2 separate regions of the Homo sapiens genome follow, and region 1 is linked to region 2. Evidence: read pairs that join two places in POLR2A ChIA-PET (ENCODE). Cell type or tissue: A673. All regions are shown on one strand. Links, peaks and the distances in the headings refer to the core of each region. The heading gives the core; the rest is flanking DNA.

What was found. Peaks named below come from ENCODE experiments on the same cell type or tissue, not always from the same donor. Only the 100,000 strongest peaks of a DNase experiment are listed, where the experiment ranks them.
Region 1: POLR2A ChIA-PET joins it to region 2 with 23 read pairs; 2 of 35 experiments call an interaction of 5 or more read pairs at or near these places.

The regions. Positions count from the first base shown.
Region 1 is chr12:116,918,074-116,928,121 of GRCh38, reverse strand. It overlaps FBXW8 (F-box and WD repeat domain containing 8), which reads right to left. Exons shown (of 11, transcript NM_153348.3): 2 at 1-99. Among named protein-coding and RNA genes, the nearest start is that of FBXW8, 12 kb to the right of the region's middle. In A673, for the core only: no CTCF peak of the experiment used is centred there; DNase peaks (open chromatin) are centred at 5,421, 8,051 and 8,531; H3K4me3 peaks cover 373 bases; H3K27ac peaks cover 2,444 bases.
Region 2 is chr12:116,077,504-116,087,551 of GRCh38, reverse strand. The region is part of intron 4 of MED13L (mediator complex subunit 13L); the gene reads left to right. It also overlaps the pseudogene RNU6-1188P. Among named protein-coding and RNA genes, the nearest start is that of MIR620, 66 kb to the left of the region's middle. In A673, for the core only: no CTCF peak of the experiment used is centred there; no DNase peak of the experiment used is centred there.

The sequences.
Region 1 (10,048 bases), core at 932-8,931, 840 kb before region 2:
ACATCTTCCTAGTTCTTTCCTGTCCAGATACTGAAATATATTGATTGCCAATTCGTAAGGCAGTTGGATATCAAAGAAAGGCACATCATTCATTTCATTCTGAGGGGAAAAAAAAAAGAAAGAAGTTTATAATTTTTAGATATGAAAATAACTCAAATTTACAGGCCCTTTAAATGACCAGAGATATTCTTAGGTGGTAACAAGATAGATGAGGCTGTTTCCCAGGAGGGAGGCATCCATACTGTTTCACCAGGCAGTCATGGAACTATTTCAGAATCTGCCAGCCATCCTCCATTCTCTGACCCCCACACGCCTTCACTCCTTATATTCACTTAGGAAACCCATATGACCATTTCCCATGGTGCTTCACAAAGCAGCAGGGGTGCTATCTTCCAGCCTGGTATACGGCACAGGAATCACCGTCAAGGTCTGTGGAAAGCCTCCTGACCTCTAAGGAAAGGTGAGCAGCAGGCGGCCAAGAAAGTGAGGCTTGAAATCAGGGAGGCCACCCCTCTTCCCAGGACAACCACCACTACTCTCAACTAGGAAGGGAGTGAGCACACACAGCTAGAGAAAAGCTGCTCTAGGTCACTAAGGGGTTTTCACTGGGAAAAGAACAGGGCTATAAACATGAGCAAAAAGTAAACAAGTAGACACTGCTCTTGATGGAGATGAACGCCACCTCTCCTTGGCCACTGGAGAAGTGCAAGGTTTCCTAATGCTCTCAGGGGCTTACACTGGTTAACCTGAGCGGGCCAGTGCAAACAAAGCAGTTCTTCTTCGGTGTCATTTATTAATGCAGAGAAATCAGAGCTCGCCTGCCTTTGGATAAGCAATTAGAGATGAGGTAACGGGCTTTATTTGAGAGATAAGGCTGTCATTGACGATCCTGGTAGCACAAAGAAATATGAGTGTGAAACAGAAAAAAAGCCAAGTGTATGTATGTATGTACCCCTCTGCCTGTTCCCAATCCACCTGCCAAAGCTCACTTTGGTATGTGCTTCTGCAAAGCTAGGAAAAGCTTCACTCTGTGTCCCAACAGCACTCGCTTAATAAAATCCATTTTTAATAAGCTTTGGCTGACATCAGTGACTTACTGCTTACAAGCGAATTGTTAATTCACCACTCAAATACAGCGGTCTTATGTATTGCAAGGCTGCTGTCTCAAAACAAAAAAAAAATCACCTCAATGTTTTTAAGGGAGTCCAAGCACTGATTTAGACCCTACCAAGACTCACAGTAAAGATTTTTCTGGAATGAAGTTTCTGTTCATCTAGAAGTCTCGGGGCTAAAAGACAGCCCAGAGCATAAAAAGGAAATGTGGTATTTAACTGCAAAAACAGTGCAAAGGATGAAGGCCAAAAGGGATCTCTGGAGGAAAAAAAGAGTAAGAGCTGACAGCTCTCTGTGGGCAAAGAGAAGGAACAGAATGTTAAATCAAGAGAGAAATTTTGACCATACAGAAAAAAACAGGAAAAAAAATCTGCAATTGTAATTAGAAGGCTCAGGGGTGCTTGCCTAAAAAAATAATGGAAAGTCATTGGTTTAATGTCAGGCTCCATCCCCTCCCACAACTAATTGGCTTCACTCATCAAGAAAAAGAGGCATCACTTTCTCTCTCGGCCCAGATACAACTTGAGACTCCTGCAATCAACACTGGAGGGAGTCACTGCTTGCCAAGGAAAGCCACACTCACGAAGAAACTTTCATTTGCAATCGTGGTCTTCCTCCTGCTTTCTTTTTTGGATTATTTTGACATTGTGGAGAGGCCTACTTTACCTACTTGGTAAAGAAACAAGAGAAAAATGTTCCTTATCCTCCTACAACCAGAACAAAGGCAAGGAAAAGCCCGCATTCATTGAAACTGAAGTCTCATCTAGCCTTTCACTGTTAGAGACTTGCAGGCATTGCTTTCTTCAATTGGTTCCACTTAAGACTCACTAGGAACTGGTGTCTGGACTTGATGCTATTCTGATGAGGCAAAGGACATCATCATCTTTGTTTTTAGCTGTTCTAGTGCAGAAAAGTCTTACCTCTAGTAACAGGAGCCTTCTGTCTTTTGCCTACTCAGCTGGCCTGGCCTCCATCCTCATCATGGAAGACAATGCCCGTATCTTGGCATCACCCTAGCCCTGCCACCAGTATCCTTGATCCCAACCACCATAATCCCTGGGATGCAACCCAGCATGGAGGTTCAGAGCAAAGATTCAAACTGATACACCTGTTCAGTCACCTTACCAACAAGCCACCAGGCTAAGTGCATCTGTGCTTTCTCATCTGTAAAAGAGATATAACCACTCTATGAAATAGGTATGCTATTAAGAATAAAAATGAGACCTCATGCTGGTCTCACTGTTAATGCATGCATTATGATGGTTCTTGATCATTTACAAGTTCTGAAGGGCAACCACTGTTTCAAAGCATTGAATTGTAATTTTGTAAACGACATTACACAGCCAAACTTTTTTTAAAAAAAAGTCACTGTGCTCTCAGAATTATGATCTAAACTCCAAAAGAGATCAAGTCCCAGACTTTCATGTAGATGACCTTCCATGTTGGTAACCACTGGAAAATGGCAGGGAAAAAAAAGAAACCAATACACTAACGGAAGGTCCATATCTTAAGAAATATGTAGACTCCTCCAAGGTGAGGAGACCAAATGCTCAAGTTTCATGCCGCACACTTAGAGTAATTCTGGCAACATATTCTATCAATGGTCCTTGCCATAGATACTGCAGTGGGTCACTCAGATCCCGCTTCCGGTCCCACTCATTCCCCTAGATGAAAATGCTGCCTGCTGTTGACTCACAGCTGAGTCCCTTCCTAGGCAATGCCTTTGGCCAAACAAGCTGACTCACCCAGGTTGCATCCCCTCCCACCCCACTAAGGCAGCCTGTATCCAATGACTAGTCCATGGCTGGGTACAAAGGCCTGGCCCCCTTGCTCAGTTCAGGACCTCTCTGAAAGGAAAACCCACTAAACCACCTACATGCAAATCTCCATTTCAGAATCTATTTTTTGAAAAGTTCAATCTTTTTTTTTTTTAACCAAAGTGATAGACATGACCCACGATAGTCCTGTGTTCAATATATTCCCAAGGTTTCTTAAGCACACCTCCAGAGACATTAGTCTAGGTAAGCTACTTCCTCTCCCCTACTTGAGGAGGATACTAGAATGCAGGTAAATGAGTGACATCACTCCACCAGACAAACCAGAGTAAATTCAAGGTTTAGTAACTAATTCATCAACTTCAGTTTGTTATTATTGGAAATATCATTTGAGAAACACCTTACAAGAGGCAGAGTTGTGAGCATATTTGGCCCTGTGGTTGAAAACACACCTCTTTTATTAGTGTGCATGATCTGACAAGGATATGAAGCCACATCCTGGACAAAAGCTGTGGTCTAGTAACCACATAAATCCTACTACTGTCGGGCAGCAGAATGTCTTAGGCACTCTGATTGGGTACTTCCCACAGTTCATAAATGTAGGTTAAAAACACTACTTGCTACTAGTGTGCAGAGAAATACCTTGTTATCTAAAACACACTATCAGACAGAGGTTGGTTAATGGATATAAAAGTGCAGCTAGACAGGAGGAATGAGTTCTGGTTCTCTGTGGCACTACAGGTTGACTATAATTCACAACAATTTATTGTATATTTTCAAATAGCTAGAAGAACAGATTTTGAATGTTTACAACACAAATAATAAACGTTTTAGGTGATGGATACATTAATTACCCTGATTTGGTCAATATACATTGTATACATATATGACACCGTGCCCCATAAATATGTACAATTATAATGTGTCCATTAAAAATAAATAAATAAAGATGCTATCAGTGTTCCACCTAGACTACTGCGAAGCACATAGCCATCCAAAAAGTTATGGGCCACGTTAACCCAACTCTACACTGACTTAAAAACATGAAAATGGACAACACTGACTTAAAAACATGAAAATGGACAACCTGTCATTTCAGAAACAAAGATATTCCAAGAAGAAGGAAAAGGAATTAAAGACATTAGAAATATTAAAATAGAGAAATCTGGTCAAACTATAAAAATATCAACATGGCTACAATATTTAGAGAAAGTAATTTTGGGCCGGGTGCAGTGGCTCACGCCTGTAATCCCAGCACTTTGGGAGGCCGAGGCAGGCGGATCACGAGGTCAGGAGATGGAGATCATCCTGGCTAACATGGTGAAACCCCGTCTCTAATAAAAAAATTAGCCGGGCCTGGTGGCAGGCGCCTGTAGTCCCAGTTACTCAGGAGGCTTAAGTAGAAGAACGGCGTGAACTTGGGAGGCGGAGCTTGCAGTGAGCCGAGATCGCGCCACTGCACTCCAGCCCGGGCGACAGAGCAAGACTCCGTCTCAAAATAAATAAATAAATAAATTAATTAATTAATTAAAAATACAAAAAATTAGCCGGGTGTGGTGGCAGGCGCCTGTAGTCCCAGCTACTCGAGAGGCTGAGCCAGGAGAATGGCGTGAACCCGGCAGGCAGAGCTTACAGTGAGCCGAGATCGCGCCACTGCACTCCAGCCTGGGTGACAGAGCGAGCGAGACTCTGTCTCAAAACAAAAAAAAAAAGAAAATAATTTTGCAGTAGTTGAATAGCTCTCAGCAATGTGAGACTGGCCAAATTTATTCTATAGGAAACCAATAAATTCAAAATATTAGTATTCCTTCAATGTTAAGGAAAAGTATCTGTTTGATAACATACAACCTTGCTTTTAATTCTTTGACAATGTCTCAGATATCGATTCTCTACCACTATTGGGGACTTTCGTCCTGTATTACACATTAAAATCACCTGTGGAATTTAAAAAAAAAAATGCCAAGGGCCCTACCAAGACCTACTGCCCTGAATTTCCAGGGTTAGGGCTCAAGCACCTCCTTTTCTTTTGAGACAGAGTCTCGCTCTGTCGCCCAGTCTGGAGTGCAGTGGCACGATCCTGGCTCAATGAAACCTCTGCCTCCCAGGTTCAAGCGATTCTCATGCCTCAGCCTCCCAAGTAGCTGAGATTACAGGCACACATCACCACATCTAGCTAATTTTTGTATTTTTTAGTAGAGACAGGGTTTTGTCATGTTGGCCAGGCTAGTCTCGAACTCTCGGCCTCCACCTGCCTTGGCCTCTCAGAGTGCTGGGATTACAGGCATGAGCCACTGCACCCGGCCTCAAGCACCTCTTTCTCAGGCGATCCTCATGCACACTAAAAGTTGAGAACACAACCATACATCATAGGCAGATATAAAAATCTATCCATCCCCTTTTTCCTAGTCAAGGGAAAAAAAACACACACACACACACTCAAAGGGGTCATATTACTTATTTAATTTAAAGTCAGTGAATACTAGATTTTCCCAAAGTCTACTGGACTTACTCCAAAAACACTGAGAGAAATTGCAAAGAGATCCATCCCCAGGGAGGCTGATTTGTATTCCTATGTGCTAATGTAAGACTAATTCTGTAAATGGATTGGTTTTGTGCCTTACTGTTAGAAATTTAATCTGTCTTCTCTTGTTTAATAGAAGAACAGATAATTACTAAGAGCCAAAGCAGTAAAAAGTGAAGAAACTGACTTAAGGTTTTTGTTCCCAATGTACATCTCCAGGGCAAAGAGGACATGAAAGATCTCTCTGGGTGGTGGTTTAAGAAACTGAGAAAAGCACCTTGAGTTCAAAGAAGAGATTTGCAATAACATTTTTACTAAATCTATGACTGAAACTAGTTTCTTTAGGCGTTTATCTCAACTTTCCATGTACTGCAAAAGCTGAGTGGAGTAGACCCACACAATCTCAATCAGAAGAAATAGATGAGTTTCAGTTTCACCTGTGTCTTCTTTGAGAAGAAAAAAACTGGTTGGCTGGGGGAAAAAGGTCTGAAAGGCAGTCGAGATAAATAAGCATCCATTTATAATCCACAATTTGTCTCGAAATATATATTCTTATATACAAAAAGAAAAAAAGTCAGAAATAGGCCAGGCACAGTGGCTCATATCTGTAATCCCAACACTTTGGGTGATTGAGATAGACAGATCATTAGGGGCCAGGAGTTCAAGACCAGCCCAGGTAACATAGTGAGACACTGTCTCTAGACAAAATAAAAATAAATGAGCCAGGTGTGGTGGCATGCACCTGTAGTTCCAGCTACTTAGGAGGCTGAGGTGGGAGGATAGCTTGAGTATGGGAGGTCAAGGCTACAGAGCCATGATCACACCACTGCACTCCAGCCTAGGCAAAAGCGAGAGAGAGCCTGTCTAAAAAAAAAAAAAAAAAAAAAAAAGTCAGAAATACACCAAAATGTTAACAATGGTAGCCTCTAAGCAATTATATTACTAAAGACTTTTATTTTCTTCTATTCTTCTGAATTTCCTAAATATTTCTACAGTGAGCACATGATATTTTCACAGACACAGAAAAGCAACACATTTTTAAAGTAAGGTAACTTATGTTCAAAATACTATCTAAATTCAGGGCCACACCAGGTGCTAGGGGGAGGGAGGTGCTGTTAGCAAGTATATAAGAAATGGTCTACACTCAAAGAGCTAAAATCTTTTATAGAGGTAAGTCATTGTCACGTAAAATGAAATACAGGAGACTACAACAGGCAATATAGATCGTCCCCTAAGGTACTCCAAAGTTCATTAGTAAGCCAGCCATATAGAAGCTGGAAAACATTTCTCCAAACAAACAATGCTACAAAGAGCGGCTAAGCTCCCAAGCAGTCCACAAAAAAACAATTCGTCTCTTAACATTTAACCTAATCCCCATGCCTAGCTATGAGGAAGAGCAAAAGGTATTCAATAAATGTTTGTTGATCACATGTGCGGGTGATATAAGTGAACTATAATACTATAGAATCTAACCAGCTCAGTGCATTGCACACAGTAGATGCACAATAAATGTCCATGGAATTTGATTTATCCTTTTTTTACGAGAATAGGCTTTCCAGCTTCAAGACATATTCTCACTCTCCTGGGGACTCTGGCAAGGAAAGAAGGTAGAAGATGCCAATCTAAAGAAATGCAAGTGCTGGGGGAAATCCCAGGAGGCTGGGTGTGGTGGTGAAGGAGGGTGGTGTGAAGCAAAATGGGCTGGGCCTCTGCTTTGAGCCCCCTTTTAGTCTAAACTGGGATCTGAGCTTTAGGACATGGCGAGGAGAGAAGACAGGAAGAGGAGAAGCTTCAGGTCCCAGAGGGGTACCACAGTGGGTGTGGTTTTTGAAACCACAGTGGGTTTGTGAAAAGAGTAAAGATGTTCACATTAAGGGTCCCAAACACTGCAGGCACATTCCCACCATCAGGATTGGCTATAGAATTTGGGGGGCCTGTTGGTCACAAATGATTAAGATCATTACAAATGATCAAGGCAACAGAGCATTAAACTAAGTGCGGGTCCTGGTCACCACAGAACCTTTGCACTTGCCCGTCTTGGCCTAGAATCCCCTCCCCCAGATCTCTGTATGTTCACTCCTCACCTCCTTTAGGTTCTCCATGAAATGTGACCTTCCCAGAAAGACCCTGTTGGACAGCACTATTTAAAATTACAGCCCCTCCCCTGGCAGATACACTCTATCCTGTCTGCTTATTTCTTCTCCAGAACATTTATTTATTACCTGACAATTATTTGTCCATTGTCTAACTCCCTCTTCCCCAGAATGTAAGTTACACAAGGGCACAGGCTTTTTTCTGCCTTGTTCAATGCTATATTCTCAGTGCCTGGAACAGTGGCTGGTACCAAGAAGACACTTAATAAATATTTGTGGGATATGAATGAAACCCAAGCTGCTTCAAGCAGCAGACCGTTCCAACAAAGACCGCATGTAAGTCACAAGTTGTTCTAGTATACACAGGCATCATTTCAAAAGGTTCGTAAGTGGAGGCCTGCTAATTCACGAATAACATGAAAAAATGAACAGCACTGAGGATAAGAACTTTTTAGTTGGGGGAAAGGGAGAAATTTGGGCTGGAGAAATCACGGAAGAATTAACACAGGAGACAGAACTCAAGCTGAGCTTTAAAAGGCAGGCAAAGAACAGGAAAGAGGAAAGGAAGTTATTCCAGTTAAGTCAATTCATGAGTACACATTTGGTTTGGTTTGCTGTCTCACTGCATATTAGCCAGAAGAAAAGTGTTCACATTAGGGAGCTTACTTATTTGTGTTTAACTTAAAAACAGAAGAAGGTTAAGCCATTAAATCTATCTTGTTGGCAACACAGATGCAGGATCTGACAGGTTAAATATTGACATGGTGAGTGATAAATATTGGCCAGCAGTATTAAAACTTTCAGCAGACCTAAAACTCCATATCTTAACCTGGAAGGATGCTTTGAATGTTCAAGGGTTCTAACAATCATAGAGCCTTTATAAAGTCGCAGTCAGAAGCAGCAATTTTGCCCACATTATTTCAACTCAACAAACATAGATAGGGCCCCTACTGTACTAGTAAGGCAGGTGGAGTTAGAACAGTAAGGCAACAGATCCTGCCCTCCAGGGATTCACAAGAGGCGGAAGCTAAGGGCTTATCGGTGATAAGCTTCAGTAAAGAGGAAGTAAAATAGCATAGCAAACTCTGAGTACTAACGATAATGGCACCAGCTTACATTTATTGGGCCCTTACTGTACTCCAGGCTCAGTGCTAAGTTCCATGCCTATTTCATTGCCTCTTCACGAGATAGGTACTAACATCATCATCATTTGACAGCTAAGGCAGGGGAAATTAACTTGCCCAAGGCAAACTGGTAACAGCAGAGCCAGAATCTGAACTCAGGTCTGCTTGACTGCAGAGCCCAGCCCCATAGCCAAGACTGTCCTGACTCCATTAATGTCATTCTTTTAGTTAAAAGAAACAAGACTTTAGGCTCTCTGAGGACAAGGAGCCATTCTGTTTACTGCTGATTCCCCAGCACTGAGCTGATCAATGAATATATGTTGGATGAACAGAAAACACAGTCGTCCCCCCTTATCCGCGGTTTTGCTTTCCATAGCATCAGTTACTTACAGTACAGTATTATGAGAGCCCACATTCATATAACATTATAGTATACTGTTGTAATTGTTCTATTTTGTTGTTGCTGTTAATCTCTTACTGTGCCTTGTTTATAAACTTTATCATTGCTCTGTGTATATAGGAAAAAAAAACATGGCATATACAGGGTTCAGTACTATCTGCATTTTCAAGCACCCACCGGGGGTCTTGAAATGTATCTCCAGTGGATAAGGTGGGACTACTGTATTCTCAGTTAGTGCTGCGTCACACACCCACCTAAAATGGATATCAGTTATTGCTCTTTTTTCCTGCCCAACATCCACTTCCTCTATTTAGGAAACCATCCCACTCCCACTCTTAGTCAACACAATTTAGGCAGAGCTGACCTCACCTTCATCTTCAGGAATGGGCAATGGATTCGAGTCTGAACAATTTGAATCAGTGATTGGCTGAAAGGTGGACACATGACCCAGTTTGCAGCAATGGGAATTTAGGTTCATGACTTGCAGCTCTCTTTCCCTTGAGTTGCTAAGCAGATAGAAGACTAGAGTTGCTGGTAGCCATTTTTCCCCAAGAGGAAAGCCTGTCTGTGAATAAAGTCAACAAAAGGAAAGCAGGATTAAGAGAAGGCAAATCCTACTTACCTTAGGTAAGCACCCAGAACAAACATTACCACCTGGAATTTTCAGTTACAGGAATCAATAGATTCCAGTTTGGGTTTTTAAGCCAGTTTGGGTTGGGTGCTTGTTGCCTGCAGCCCAGAGTCCTGATACACCACCTAAATAAAAATGGAGCCCAAGCAAGTTGGTATCACAGCCACTCCACTGAAGAAAGCAGCACACTTGCAATTATACTCAGGTATATCCACTATCTCCAAGAAGCCTGGGTTTATGAACAGAGGAGAAGAGAAGACAACAGAGAAAGTGCCTACTGCCTCTGAAATTCTGACCAGGGATGTGTTCTTTCACTAGTTTACTTATACTAAGAACTCTATCAGGTGCCAACTGAGGTATTCCCAACTCATCACCTAAAAAGAGATGGCTG
Region 2 (10,048 bases), core at 776-8,775:
ACTTGGTAAAATTTTCTGACTGTGGCATCTGTGTAGCAACTTGGCAGCAGGGGGAAAGCATTGTAGATTAGAGTTAGATTTCAGAACATTTCTCTTTCGACAAGAATATTCATTTCTGGAAAGATGGTTAAGAATACAGTTTCATATTTTTGCTTTTGGTTGACTTTACACTTTTTTTTCTAACATTTTTTTCCTCATTAGTTTAAGGAAACAATTTAAAATGTTAAGAAAAAGATTACATAAATTCTATTAAGCTTGAAATTACTCACTTAAGCTTGCCTTTTTTGTGATGAATTTTATGGTATTGAATAAGATAGCATAAATAAAGTAGCTAATACAGAACCTAACATCTGGTTATTGTGTAATGGTAGCTGTTTGCTATTAGTAGTGAAACTGGTGGTAGTAATATTTAGAAAAAAATAAGGAGAATTTTTTATGATGTTGGTAATTTCTTGTACTAGAGAAAGCTTGCCAATCAAATATTTGTGAATCAGTTTTTATATACACAATTTGCATTAAATAAGGTAGGTGTTTCTACTATAAATCTTTCTACATAATGGCAATATAAGAAATGTCATATCGTATACTGATTTTACCCCTAAAATAATGACATCAGCTGTTTTCTAATTTTAAAGAAGTAGTCTTACCAAATGTTTGAAATCACCATGATTTTGGTATGAATTTGAAAATATGGTGTTTACTAGCATTGTGGTTCTGTTGCTATCCTTTTATGGAGTCAAAGGAAAAAATTTTGAAAATGCATAATGTATATTATAACAATATGACTATTTGTTGTGGAGTGTTAAATGATGTTATAAAAATAAAGCTTTTAAGTATGGTTCGTAGAAATTATTAGATCTGTCTCTGAGAACCTGTTAAGTGTGGCTTGCATGCTTCATTTAGGATTTTATTAACAGTTGTATAAGATTGAAGTATAATAGCTTGATATTTATGGTTAAAGAATATCATGGGGCGGGCACAGTAGCTCACGCCTGTAATCCTAGCACTTTGGGAGGCCGAGACAGGCAGATCACTTGAGGTCGGGAGTTTGAGACCAGCCTGACCAACATGGAGAAACTCCGTCTCTACTAAAAATACAAAATTAGCTGGGCGTGGTGGTGCAAGTCTGTAATCCCAGCTAGTCAGGAGCTGAGGCAGGAGAATCGCTTGAACCCGGGAGGCGGAGGTTGCAGTGAGCTGAGATCCCACTGTTGCATTCAAGCCTGGGCAACAAGAATGAGACTCTTGTCTCAAAAAAAAAAAAAAAAGAATTATCGTGGAAAACTGCTAAATTAAAATACTACATTTTACGGAAACTGTGGAGCTGCCTCCTTGATAGAATGTTAGGTCTGTTTTTGTTGTCTTCTGCCTATGTCTCTTGACTTGTAGTTTCTTTTGTTTCAAATCACTCTGCCCTCGTATATACTTTGGTTAGACTACTTTTGGTGAAGCACTCTCCAATAGAAGAACATAATGTGGTGTCAATTGTGTAGGGATCGCCCAAGCGTTGTCTAGCATTTCTGCTCCCCAGCAGAAGCCATTTTATCCAGCCAGAGTTGTCCTTCACAGTTCTAGCATAGTCTAAACTCATTTTCTCATTGTTCATATTCTTTCTCTCCCACCCACTCTGTCTTCCCTGGCAATTCAAGTTAAATTCCATCTCTCTTCTTTGAGTTGCTCCCCTGAAGTAAGATTTCTGTTTCTTCTGGCATTTTACCTCTAAATTTATCAATAACATGTTTATTCTGCTGTTCTTAATGTCGTGTGTGTGTGTGTGTGTGTGTGTGTGTGTGTGTGAGTGATTTTAATCTTCTCTTGAATTTAGAAGATGAGAATTTAGTCTTTCTCCTTTCCCCATTCCTACATTACTCCTAAATTGAATCTTTAATATAAAATCATTTATTTTAGTTTCCAGTGTACATCATAATTTTACCTTTTTTTCTACTCAGGATCTATAATTCCCAGCACAAAAGGTTGGATTAAACTGAATAGGACATACTTTTCCTTTGTAAATCTATTTCATATGCTTTAGGATCAAAATGGTAAATGAGGTTTGAAAAGTAATCTAACATAAAACAAAAATTGGGTTATGTCATTAAAATAGAAATAGTCTCTTCACCATTCTTATCTTGATGTTAAAAGATGATCTTTTAAACTATTTTCTAATTGGGTTGAGATCTTTGATTCTTATAATTATTGGTTTTGTATGGTTATTTATCAGTGTTATTCATTATTGAGTGGTTTGTTCAAGTTTGAGCAATTGGGCTGTTTGTGACCCTTATTTTACTATGAGTATTTTTTAATAGAAAGCCTACAGTACTGTTGGACTTTGTGCCCTGTCATGCTGGATTGTGAATTGCAATTCTTGTAGTAGAAATAGCCTCAACACATTTTGAGATCTTAAACGTGCTTCATATATAAAGTAGGAATTTGCACACAGAGGACCCTAGAGGGAACATTGTTAGGCAACATTTCAGGGATAATTATGTACTCTTGAAATTGAGTAGTATTGTTTCTTTAGTGTTAACTGTTATTGAGAATGTAGAAAAATAAACGGACATCGCAGTATATATAATTGAAAACAGTTGGCTAAAAGTATGTCCATGTTAACTGAGATTTTAAAAAAATGACTACATATATAGGAGGTACTTATCACTAAAAGGGAATTGGGCTGTTGGCTGGTAAATTTTGGGATTTGTCTCTGTGATTTAAAACATCAGTTTCAGTGTAGCATGTCATCTCCACACCTTCATTTCTACTTCTTTTTTTTTTTTTTTGGCGACAGGGTCCTGCTCTGTCACCCAGGCTGGAGACTGGTGGCTCACTGCAACCTCCGCCTCTTGGGTTCAAGCAATTGTCCTGCTTCAGCCTCCTGAGTAGCTGGGATTACAGGTGCATGCCACCACGCCCGGCTAATTTTTGTATTTTAGAATTTAAGCTTTATATCAGAAAATAGTTCACCTCTTTCAAATAACTTTTTTCTGCTAATGATTTGTTGTGTTCTTGAATAAATAATATTTCTGGGCTTTAATTTCACGATTGAAATATCACACTCAACTGGAATTCTTCAGTGAAAGAAACAAGACATTATGATCTCTCTTAACAATATGTGAAAATAGAAAAATTGGGATTGTATATACTTTTACGTTTGCAACTTTACCTGCAGCCCTCCATTTACCCCTTCTCTGAGAGCATATACTACTGACTTGAACACGAGTATGCTCAGGTAGTAGAATGAATATGTACTGTCGTGCATTATTCCTTGATCATTTCAAGCATGTTTTGTAGGTTCAAAAAGGTAAGTTACCAAAGGACACTTTAAGAGTGGAAAGGCTCACCCTTTTCCCCATCCCTTAGAAACACGTGGTGCTAAAAATACCCAGTAAAAATTGATGAAATCATTAAGTACATTTCAAACTAGAGGATTCTTCCTTTGAGGAATATTACACTGGTAAGTTTGAACATGGCTCAGTGTTTGAAGTACAATACAAGGTATGCTCTATAGATGATGCAGAACCAAGAGTTCTGTATTTGTGCTTTGACTTGCTATAAAATTCAAGCATTACATGTTTCAGAGCTCTCTTAATTCTTCTGGCTACATCATTGTGTAGTCTTCATTTGAGACATTGGCATCCTGTATATTTGATCTCCTTTGATCTCCTTTAACTAAGGAGGAATGCAGGAGTAACTCCTTTGAACACGTCAGGCATTTTCAGAATCAGTTGAAGGTACTGAGGGACCAAATTGTAACTGAGGCTAGGGTGATGCCAGGTGAAGGGAGGCAGAGGAACAGGGGCCAGTTTTCCTGACCCACATGATAAATGCTCAGAATTCTAAATTTTTAGCCCAAGAATTATGACTTTTTGTACGTGCAGCGTTTTCAGGAAGTGATGAACATATGCATTATTACGAGTTTTCCTGATGGATCTGAATTTGCCAACCAGTAGCCTGCTCCTCTGAAAATAAATGACAGAAGTTTCAGACTTTATTATAACTCCCATTCTTAATTACACTCTTAGTGTGCATAATCAAACTGGTCTACTCACCATATGCTATGTTTCTGCTTCTGTGCTTTTCGTTTCTAAACCCTGAGTAGGGATGATGTCCACTTTGTTGCGCAGGTGTTTTTTTTTTTTTTTTTTTTTTTCCCTCGAGACAGTCTCGCTCTGTCTTCCAGGCTGAAGTGCAGTGACGCGATTTTGACTCACTGCAGCCTCCATGCCGGGTTCAAGTGATCCTCATGCCTCAGCCTCCTGAGTAGCTGGGATTATAGGCATGTACCACCATGCCTAGCTAATTTTTGTATTTTTAGTAGAGACAGTTTCGCCAGATGGCCAGGCTGGTCTCGAACTCCTGGCCTCAAGTGATCTACCCAACTTGGCCTCCCAAAGTGCTGGGATTACAGGTATGAGCCACCACGCCTGGCCTGCACAAGATTAAATGAGATAATAAATGTAAATGACTGAATGAATGACTAGATAAATCTTTGAAAGCCTGTTTCATAAATTTTTCTTGGTTCTCATAGTACCTTATGCAGTTTTCTGAATCAAACCTATCAACTTGTCAAAATTAAATGATCCTAATTTAGGGATAGTAGTGTGTAACATTTTATTATTCCTCTTTCAAATCATTTGATGTTGTTTACATGTATTCAGGTCCTTTGTTCTATAAATCATTCATTAAAAGCAGATGCTGGAACTCCCATAACATTCCCTCCCTTAGATCAAATGTTTTCAGAGGTTTGACTTTGGTCTTATATTCATATGTAGTTGTAAAGAGGCCTGTTGACTATTAGGACCCACTACAAGTGTGGTAGTCCATTTTCAATATTTCACATATAATATGGAGTTCTTTTTTTTTTCTTTTTATAATTTTAAAAATGTGGATTGCTTCATGAATTTGCATGTCATCGTTGTGCAGGGGCCATGTTAATCTTTTCTGTAGGGTTCCAATTTTTGTGTATATGCTTCTGAAGCGAACAAGAGGAAGTTCTAAGTAGTGCTGAGCCAAGTATCTTTAATAGTAAGATGAGAGAGCAACTCTGGGTAATAACGGAGGCAGCCTAGGTGAAAAGCAACCCAGGCAGAAGTGGATCCAGAGTCAGTTATCAGGTGAGGAAAGAAGCAAGTTCCTTACAAACCACCAACACTTCTATATATTTTTTCTCATTTGGATGGACATGATTCAACACATGTAGAGACATATTTACTCATTTGCTTTTTACTTTGCTTGCTCCTCACCTGTTCCTCATAAGTATACCCCCAAAAGTGAAAGTTTTTCCCCTTCTTAGGCACTTGTCACTTCTGTAGCTTGAAATGAAAAGAGTGATCTAGATAAGAATGTTTGACATGAAATAAAGAAAATTAGAAAGAATAAGTGGAAAATTGGGAGTAAAATAAGTTGTTATCTCTATATTTAGTTTACTGGCATAGTCTGTCATTGGAAGTAACTAATTATACAAATATTGCCATTTATTCTTTTGTCCTTAGCCTTCTATTTAATGAAGTACTAAAATGTTTCTTTGGAGGGAATTTAATTCTATATCACTCACTCATTCACTTTTTTAAACTTCATTAATAGCACTTTTAAAAAAAAAATGTATTCATAGATCATCCCAAACATTTAAACAAGTCTATTGTGTATTTTTCTGATTATAAAAGGATTGAATGCATTTATTATTTTTTTGAGACAGGTTCTCATTCTGCTGCCCAGGCTGGAGTGCAGTGGCAGGATCACAGCTCACTGCAGCCGCAACTTTCTGGGCTCAGGTGATCCTTCCACCTCAATCACATTAGTAGCTGGGACTATAGGCATGTGCCACCATGTCTGGCTAATTTTTGTATTTTTTGTAGAGACAGGGTCTCATTATGTTTCCCGGGCTGGTCTCAAACTCAAGTGCCTTGGCCTTCCAAAGTGCTGGGATTACAGATGTGTGCCACTGTGCCCAGCCTGAATATATTTATTAAATGTTAGAAAATGTTGAAAACCACATAGACTTATAAGATAGTTGAATTATATTCTAACATATAGGTATATCCACTATTTTAATACAGGAGTATGTGTAGAATCTTTTTTTATGCTATATGTATTCTTATACATACATTCCTCCAAAGTACTTGGTAGTTAGTGAAATCTTTAAATTTTGGCTTTTAAAAATAGTTATTTCTAGATATACTAGAAAAGGACTTCAGCATCCTAAAGTACAGTTTACAAAAAGACAAAATTAGCATCGTAATGCAAATACGAAACAAATAATTGCCAAACATTTTCATAACTCTTTAATTAGTGAGGGAACAGGTATGATGTTAAAAGCAGTTTAAGGAGCATTAGACTAGTTAGGACTTTATAGGAAATGTATAAAAGAATATAAGGATAAGATTGCTGAGTTAGTTACAAAAGTGGTTAATGTCCTGAGGAGTGCAAGCCATAATAGGGGCTCTCTCTTTGTCAGGACAGAAACTGTTTCTACTATCCACAAATATACAAATTAATGTAAAACCTCACTAAATTTGTGACCTTTAAAGAACAGTGAAATGTGGATTGTGCAAAGTATGTTCCCTTAAATCAGAAGTTCCTGAACTTTATTGTTTTTATAGTGCCCTAGGAATACCTTCGTATTCCTATAGGCCAAAAGAAATACCTAACAGTTCTAGTTACTAAGTACAAATAATAAGTATTTATGTACTGATAACTTAGTAACTGTTTCAACAAATAATGCACATACTGCAGTGAAACAATAAAATTTATTCTTAAATAGCCGCAGTTGCTTGTTAACAGGATGTATATGCCTGGTGAGCACTGCACAACTCAAACCAAAGAATCAGGCTGGAAATCACTACTGTTATTTTCTATCTGCATTGATTTTACTTTGTATCACAGCTACCACGGAAAAAACGTTTCACAAATATTTGACTTCATTGAAGGTAAGGTAGTACAGTCTAATACTGAAACTGTGAACTTGAGCTAGTAGTTTGCATGTTCTCTGACAAATGTTACTTTGATTTCCTAAGAAATTGAGAATGTCCTATAGTACCCTTGTGAATTTGCTGCAGTGTTCTGGGGTGCTTTGGTACATGGTTTGGGAACCTGAGGGCTACATGATCCTCAGATGTGCCTTTCTCTCTATATGGCATTGAAAGGACAAGCTGTCCTCCTTTCACCTTATTTCAAACTTTTGAATAAAATTTCTTAAGTATCTTGGGGAACTTCTAATTGTTATAGTTATTTTTGTCACATTTTTATTTTAAATTGCATGCTGGATGGTGTTAGTCTCACTGATTGTCCAAGTATATTCTCTACTCTGTTTATCCAAACCCTGCCAAGTATATAAAGAAGGTCAGCCCCTTGTGCCCAATTGTTCTTGTTGACTAATTGATCATGCCACTGTGTTGCACTCAAGTTACAATATAGCACAAGGGTGTCCAACCTTTTGGCTTCCCTGGGCCATATTGGAAGAAGAAGAATTGTCTTGGGCCATACATGAAATATACTAGCACTAATGGTAGCTAATGAGCTAAAAAAAAAAAAAAACCTCAAATGTTTTAAGAAAGTTTATGAATTTGTGTTGGGTTGCATTCAAAGCTGTTCTGGGCCACATGCGGCCCATGGTTTACGGGTTGGACAAGCTTGGTATAGCTTATTCCATAACTTTCAGATCTCAGAACACCTGTTAACAAAATTGAGGACCCCAGGATGCTTTTGTTTATGTGGATTCTTATCAATATTTATGATAAAATATTCAAATGGAGGAAATTTGGAAGGCTGAGGCTGGTGAATCGCTTGAGCCCAGGAATTCGAGACCAGCCTAGGCAACATGGTAAAACCCTGTCTCTACAAAAAGAATACCAATATTAGCTGTGGTGGTACACGCTTGTAGTCCCAGCTACTTGAGGAGCTGAGGCAGGAGGATCGCTTGAGCCCACGAGGTCAAGGCTGCAATGAGCGGTGATCACGCCACTGTACTCCAGCCTGGGTGACAGAGACCCTGTCGCAAAAACATAAATAATAATAATAAAATGAATAAAAAGGCTGGGTGCGACAGCTCATGCTCGTAATCTGAGCCCTTTGGGAGGCCAAGGCAGGAGAATCCCTTGAGCCTAGGAGTTCGAGACCAGCCTGAGCAATATAGTGAGACCCCCCCTCCCCCATCTCTGCAAAAGGTTAAAGTTAGCTGGGCATGGTGTTGTGTACCTGTAGTCCCAGCTACTTGGGAGGCTGAGGTGGGAGGACTGCTTGATCCTGGGAGATTGAGGCTGCAGTGAGCTATAATTATACCACTGCCAGTCTGGGTGACAGAGCGAGACCATCTCAAAAAAACCCACCACCACCACCACCACCAAATAAAACTGAGGAAAGTTATGTCTGACTTTTAAAATAGTAATAATAATAAACCCACTGCATGTTAACATAAATGATTATATTTTAACTAAAATGACTATATTTTAAAGCAATGTAGTAAGAATAATGGCACTGTTTTTGCAAATTTCTTTAATATCTGGCTTAAGTGAATACAGCTGTGTTGTAGTCTTTTGACGTCACAATTCCATGTAGCCTCTGGAAAACTCCACTGTACACTTGGAGAAAGAGTGAAAAAGATAAATAATATCTTGATGTCATTCTGAAATAGTTTTGACCTGCTGCCTGCATGGAGTGGAGTTTTATATTCTTTTTAAAATTTTTAGTCTTTTTTAAATTCTTTTTCTTTTGCTCTAGGATACATATCATGAGATTTTATATTCTTAGACAATTTCAAAGTAGATGTGGTTTGTATGCATTTTACTTTTAGGAGGGGCAGGTGAACTTTTATTGTAAAGGACCAGATAATTAGTATTTTTGGCTTTGTAGGGTATATGGGCTCTGGCAAATCTAGTCAGGTCTCACATTGTACTGAGAAAGCAGCCATAGATGATATGTAAGCAAAGAGGCATAGGTTGTTCCAATAAAGCTTTATTTACAAGAAATGGGTGGCAGGATGTAATTTGCCTTGGGGTTATAATTTGCTGAACTCTGGTCTTAAGAGGGATATTAGTGTTCAGAGAAGTTAAGTCATAAGCTGAGAACCACGCATCTACAAAGTCTAGGATCTTGGATTTAAATTCAGGCCTTTCCAGGTTCATAACCACTATTTTTTCAGTTATTTATTCTGCTTTCACTAATAAAGTTAATGTTTATAATTATATGTAGAAATGATTATGTAGAAATTATATGTAGAAATTAAATTATATGTAGAAATGATTATGAATTATAAAGTGTTAAAATAATTTATCTCTTTACAAAATTGCATAGAGACTGGCATTTAGAATTACCCAAGAAATGATTGGATGAATGTTTGAGTCTTTATCATAATAATTCATATGCACAGCAGAGCATTTTAATTGTTTTTCTTCCTTCCTTTTTTTTTTTTTTTTTTTGAGACAGAGTCTTACTCTGTCGCCCAGGCTGGAGTGCAGTGGTGTGATCTCAGCTCAGCAACCTCTGACTCCCGGGTTCAAGCAATTCTTGTGCCTCAGCCTCCCGAGTAGCTGGGATTACAGTTAGGTGCCACCATGCCCGGCTAATGTTTTGTATTTTTAGTAGAGACCATCTTGGCCAGGCTGGTCTTGAGCTGCTGACCGTAAGTGATCTACACGCCTCGGCCTCCCAAAGTGTTGGGATTACAGGCGTGAGCCACAGTGCCCGGCCAATTATTTTATTAATTTACTAAAGTATGTATACCTAAAAAATGTTTTCCTTTCAGTAGATAAGCTCTCTGTCCTATTTAAGTTATTTGGAATTGAAAATACATGTATATGGTACAAAATTTAGCAGCACAAAATGGTATAGGGTGAGAAAGTAAGTCTTCTATATCCACTGCCTGGCCACCCAGTTTTTCTTCTAGTGTTAATCCCTATTACCAGTTCATTTCCATCCTTTCAGAGATTAGTCTGTGCATATGTACACAAATACATATGTATATATTCCCTTTCTTATGCAGATAGTATATCCAGTGGTATACATAACTCTGCCCATTGTTCCATTCCTTTATTTTTACTTAACAGTTATGACATTC